Linked DNA regions of Homo sapiens: region 2 is linked to region 1. A link is a loop called in an ENCODE intact Hi-C map of the cell type or tissue named here. Cell type or tissue: endothelial cell of umbilical vein. All regions are shown on one strand. Links, peaks and the distances in the headings refer to the core of each region. The heading gives the core; the rest is flanking DNA. Region 1 overlaps FBLIM1 (filamin binding LIM protein 1). Region 2 overlaps LOC124903854 (a long non-coding RNA gene).

Region 1 (2,907 bases), core at 203-2,702:
GCCCGGGGGCGCTCCAGGCCCCTTTTCCTAGCCAGGGTCAGGCAAGGGGAGGGACGGGTCCCGGGGCTGCTCCTCTCTGGGCCTCACGCGCCCGTCGGGGGCTGAGAAGGTGTGGAGATGGGCGATACCCAGGTGTGTGCCCTGGGATGATCTTGGCGTCGGCCCCTACCCCTCACCTCCCACCCAAGCCTGAGGACCCCGGGGAGAGGCTGGGGCCGCGCCCAGATTCCTGCTCTTAATGACGCTGTAGGTTCTGTCCGGGTCCTGGAGGCACCCCCAGCCGAGCCCAGCCCCCGGGCTGCTTCTCCCTCTCAGCTGCTGCCTAACCAGCTGTCCTTCTCTTTGCACCTTCCAAGGGCCTAGACCCTGAGTCTTCTTTCCTTATATATCCTCTCAGCCGCCCTAGGGACACACTCATTCTCACTTTATGAAAAAACGAGGCCAGAGAGTTTCTGTGACCTATTCGGGGTCACCCCGCAGGAAAGAAGTGGGGCCGCGTGTGAACCCAGCTCTCTACCTCCTCTGTTTCCCTGGGGTGGGAAAGAGGTTGAGGGAACCCCTCCCCTAAGTTGCAGGGTGGGAGGGGTTGGGGCACACCCCGCCACTTCTGCCTAAATTTAATTCCGTACCCAAAGGTAGACTGCTTTATCCGGTCATTAAAGAACAAAGCTGGCCGGGAGCGGTGGCTCACGCCTGTAATCCCAGCACTTTGGGAGGCCGAGGCGGGCGGATTACCTGAAGTCAGGAGTTGGAGACCAGCCTGGCCAACGTGGTGAAACCCCGTCTCTACTAAAAATACAAAAATTAGCCGGGTGTGGTGGCGCGCGCCTGTAATCCCAGCTATTCGGCGGCTGAGGCACGAGAATCGCTTGAACCCAGGAGGCGGAGGTTGCAGTGAGCCGAGATCGCACCACTGCGCAGCCTGGGCCACAGAATGAGACTCTGTCTCAAAATAAATAAATAAATAACAAAGCTTAAGCCGGGTGTAGTGGCTCAAGCCTGTAATCCCAGCACTCTGGGAGGCCGAGGAGGGCGGATCACTTGAGGTCAGGAGTTTGAGACCAGCCTGGTCAACATGGTGAAACCCTGTCTCTACCAAAAATACAAAAATTAGCCAGGGGTGGTGGCGTGTGCCTGTGGTCCCAGCTACTCAGGAGGCTGAGGCAGGACAATCGCTTGAACCTGGGAGGTGGAGGTTTCAGTGAGCTGAGATTGCGCCACTGCACTCCAGCCTCGGCCACAGAGCAAGATTCTGTCTCAGAAAAAAAAAAAAAAAAAAAAAGAACAGAGCTTAGAGGTGGCCCCAGAGGTTTTTTTGTTTTTTTTTTTCTTTGTAGGGAACAAGGAGTAGGAAGGAGGACTGTGGGGGTGACCCCCCCTGAGCTGCACATTCTCTGCCCCAAGGCTGCAGCCTCTAGCTGGTCTGGGTGGCTGGCTGGATCCCTGCCTCCTTCCTTCCTTTGGACAGGAAATGACTTTCCTTCCCTTTGTTCCCACTTTTCTCCACTTATCTAACTGGATCTGTGATTCGCTCTCTGGGGGAGGAAGAGTGGGGGCGGAGGGTCCCCTGGGCACAGCTGACTGGGAGATGGCCCCAGGGAACTTACACACAGCCTGCTCCCAGCTGAATCGGTGGCAGTGGGACGGGAGGGAAGCCGGGGCTCCCTCTCCCGATGGGATTGACAGGGCTTTGAAACTCCCCAGCTTAGACCCCCTGGGGCCTGAGGTCCCTGCAGTCACTGCTTGGGAGGTATAGGGGCTGCCCAGCTGTGAACATCTGGCCTCAGTGCTGGACATTTTCCGAGAAGCCAGGCAGATCCGACTTCCCGGAGGAGTGTAGGAAGGGTCAGGGCTGGGTGGGAGGAGGCAGAGGGCCATCCCGAAGCCCCACAGCAGCCCCTGGGGACCAGCCCGGAACATGCCGACCACAAGATTTCTGGTCTGGATTGGGCCATTGTAGAGTGAGAACAGGCCTGGGAACTTGGGCGACTTTGTGCCACCCAAGGAAGGAAAAGCGTGTCTGGGGACACACTTTTGGATGATGTTCCATTAGAATTCCGAGTGCCATGGATGGCCTGGGAAAGTCACTTAACCTCTTGGAACCTCACAGGGTCCATCTGCAAAGTGGGGGCAGGATGGGCATTTCTTGCAGCTAGATTGAGAGGCTGGTGGGTTTTGAGGCACATATAGTACCTGGCACAGGGCCTGGCACGAAACAAGTGCCTTATCAGCAAGTCGTTTGGTATTTCTTTAAATCTCACATGTACTCTGAACATTGTTGACAAAAATAGATTCTTAAACTTATAACAAAGTGTAAAACTAAAGCCCGTGACAGCCAGCCTAAGCATACGTACTTCCAGACATCATTTCCAAACCCAGAAGCAAAAGACAAGTACTTTAAAATAAGTTTTGAAGCTCTTTCCTAATATATTGGTTTCTTCCTCAGAATAGATATTTTATTGTCAGACTGAGCTATGTATTTTAGCCAAACAACTTAAGGGAATTTAGGAGCACGTGTTATTGTTTTTATTATCATCCATCAGTCGCTGTGAACCCAAAGTGGCCAGTGCACTTTGAGATAAGGAGGGAAGCCTGAAGAGCGAGATAGAAAAGGGGACATTTTTAGCCCTGGGCACAGGCATTGGGTGCCTGCTGAGGACTGATGTGCTCACTGGACTCCCAGCTTTCCCACCCATGGCCCCACCTCAGCCTTGGCCACAGGGACTACTGTCAGCAGGAACTACCTGAGAGATGGGAAATAATGTCCTTTTCCTGACATCAGGGTATCAGGGTGCCACCATGCTCTCTGATTTATGCTTTTCTTTTTTTTTTTTTCGAGACAGAGTTTCACTCTGTCACCTCGGCTGGAGTGCAGTGGCACAATCTCAGCTCACTGCAACCTCGCCT
Region 2 (2,907 bases), core at 305-2,804, 170 kb before region 1:
ATAAGACTGGGGATCATTCCCCCGACCCCCACCTCCGCCAACCTGGAGACAAACGCATATTTGACTTCTTCCTCTACTCTATGTTTAGGTTATTTAATGTAAAATGTGGATTTTCTGAATAATTTTATGAACAATTGACTGTCCTCTTTCCCCTCCTGCCCAATTTTCCCGTTTAAATACTGAAGTTCTCAAAATCCTCTTGGGAAAGAGCGCAGGCCACAGATACCACTGTAGCTTGTGTCTTTCCCAGACACATCCTCAACCTTGGCAAAATAAACTTGTCTGAGACCTGTCTCAGACATTATTTGGTTTACAACGGCATGGCAAGTGGGAATTTATAGCCAAAAAGCCAGGTGGGGTGCTAAAGTTTGGCCAAGCAAAGAATCTTTGTGGCCTGGCACGGTGGCTCACGCCTGTAGTCTGAGCACTTTGGGAGGCTGAGGCGGGTGGATCACTTGAGGTCAGGAGCTCGAGACCAGCCTGGCCAACATGGTGAAACACTGTCTCTACTAAAAATACAAAAATTAGCTGGGCATGGCGGTAGGCGCCTGTAATCCCAGCTACTCCGGAGGCTGAGGCAGGAGAATTGCTTGAACCTGGGAGGTGGAGGTTGCAGCGAGCTGAGGTCACACCACTGCACTCCAGCCTGGCCAACAGATCGAGACTCTAACTCAAAAAAAAAAAAAAAATCTTTGTGACATTAAAGCTTGTCAAAATCCCCAGTATTCTATTCACTTTGCCTATAAAGTTACACACTTATCAGCTGGGCACGGTGGCTCAAGCCTGTAATCCCAGCACTTTGGGAGGCCGAGTTGGGCCAATCCTTTGAGGTCAGGAGTTTGAGACCAGCATGGCCAACATGGTGAAACCCTGCCTCTACTAAAAATACAAAAAATTAGCTGGGTGTGGTGGTGCATGCCTGTAGTCCCAGCTATTTGGGGGGCTGAGGCAGGAGAATTGCTTGAACCTAGGAGGTGGAAGTTGCAGTGAGCCAACATTTCGCCACTGCACTCTAGCTGGGTGACAGGGTGAGACTCCCTCTCAAAAAAAAAAAAAAAAAAAAGCCAGGCACAGTGGCTCACGCCTGTAATCCCAGCACTTTGAAGGCCAAGGCGGGTGGATCATTTAAGGTCAGGAGTTCGAGACCAGTCTGGCCAACATGGTGAAACCCCCATCAATACTAAAAATAGAAAAATTAGCCCAGTGGGGTGGTGTGCACCTGTAATCCCAGCACTTTGGGAGGCCAAGACAGGCAGATCTCTTGAGGCCAGGAGTTTGAGACCATCCTGGTCAACATGGCGAAACCCGTCTTTACTTAAAAAAAAAAAAAAAAAAAATTAGCTGGGCGTGGTGGTACATGCCTGTAATCCCAGCTACTGGAGAGGCTGAGGCACAAGAATGGCTTGAACCAGGGAGGCAGACGTTGCAGTGAGCCGAGATGGTGCCACTGCACTCCAGCCTGGGCAACAGAGTGAGGCTCCATCTCAAAAAATAATAAAATAAAATAAAATATAAAATAAAATAAAATAAGCCTCCTATGGGCAGGAGAGAGGAAGGGGAGAGCATGAATTTATCTCAGAGACCCACCCAGTGAGGCTGAATGTTATGCAGTTTCAGAATCAAGCCAGGAGAGGGCACAGAAAACTTCTACTTGATGATCTAACAAAGGAAAAAAGATAATTCAGGAAATGGACAGAGTTCTCCTTCAATTAGTCAGGTGACACAGTTTATGTCACCTCCTAAATCACTGGAAAAAAATTTAGTCAATGTAATTTCATCCTGAAATCTCAACAGTTTTATTATACAATGGGTATCATAATGTCATCTGTGTACCATTTAATTTTTTTTTTTTTTGAGACGGAGTATCACTCTGTCACTCAGGCTGGAGTGCAGTGGTGCAATCTCAGCTCACTGCAACCTCTGCCTCCCAGGTTCAAGCGATTCTCCTGCCTCAGCCTCCTGAGTAGCTGGGATTACAGGCATCCGCGATCATGCCTGGCTAATTTTTGTATTTTTAGTAGAGACGGGGTTTCACATGTTGGTCAGGTTGGTCTCGAACTGCTGACCTCGTGATCCACCCGCCTCGACCTCCCAAAGTGCTGAGATTACAGGCATGAGCCACCGCCCCCGGCCCTCATTTAATTTTTTATTGAAGAAAATATTCAGATTTCTTTCAAGCCCCAGCCAGTCACCTATGCATTCTTTTAGATGGCATTTCGCTTTGCCCAAGGAGGTCAGCTGCTTCTGAGTAGTCCTTCTTCCTCTGCAAAGTAGGGACTATAACCTTTCCTGACTTTCCAGTGATGATGTTCACCATCAACCTGGTCCTTAGAGAGGAAGGAAGCATTAGACAAATGCAAGAGCTAATTATTAATTATGAACTATATGCTCTGGGTACATAGATCTGACTCAAGTTATTAGTAAGAATGAATACTTGATAATTGATGATTAACAGGACTGTAGCTTAAAACCAAGGTTCTAAAGTGCACAAAGGTCAAGGACATGTAGAAAAATGCTGTTTAGACAAATCCAAATATAAGCCAACTTGTGCTAGGCAATTAAACCCAGAAAAACATTATTAAGCACTTTTGGAAGGTAAGAATTAATGCTTGAAGTGCAGATATAGACATCTCATACAAATAAAGCATGTATGATACATTTCCTATAGTATAACATAAATGGTTTGATAAAGTATTTGTTCTCTTCTTTTTTTTTTAGAGACTGGGTCTCTAAAAAAAAAAAAAAAAAAAGCTCAATGATCAATCATTTCGTTACTCATGCTTATGTAATGAAACCTTCATCAAATCTTGATAGAATGGGGTTCAAGGAGCTTCCAGGTTGGTGAACATACGGAGCTGCGGGGAGGGTGGCGTGCCTGAGGAGGGCATGGAAGCTCCAGATCCCTTC

What was found. Hi-C counts contacts between places; a loop is a spot of excess contacts. Peaks named below come from ENCODE experiments on the same cell type or tissue, not always from the same donor. Only the 100,000 strongest peaks of a DNase experiment are listed, where the experiment ranks them.
Region 2: a loop joins it to region 1, with 4 times the contacts of the local background. A loop is called at or near these places in 4 of 110 quality-filtered maps.

Annotation. Positions count from the first base shown.
Region 1 is chr1:15,759,271-15,762,177 of GRCh38, forward strand. All of the region lies in intron 1 of FBLIM1 (filamin binding LIM protein 1), which reads left to right. Among named protein-coding and RNA genes, the nearest start is that of FBLIM1, 1.9 kb to the left of the region's middle. RefSeq lists an enhancer at 1,334-2,278. In endothelial cell of umbilical vein, for the core only: no CTCF peak of the experiment used is centred there; a DNase peak (open chromatin) is centred at 1,491; H3K4me3 peaks cover 2,312 bases; H3K27ac peaks cover 2,500 bases.
Region 2 is chr1:15,593,658-15,596,564 of GRCh38, forward strand. It overlaps LOC124903854 (a long non-coding RNA gene), which reads right to left. Exons shown (of 3, transcript XR_007065483.1): 2 at 2,193-2,327. Among named protein-coding and RNA genes, the nearest start is that of AGMAT, 10 kb to the left of the region's middle. In endothelial cell of umbilical vein, for the core only: a CTCF peak has its summit at 1,648 (motif pointing right); a DNase peak (open chromatin) is centred at 1,654; H3K27me3 peaks cover 8 bases.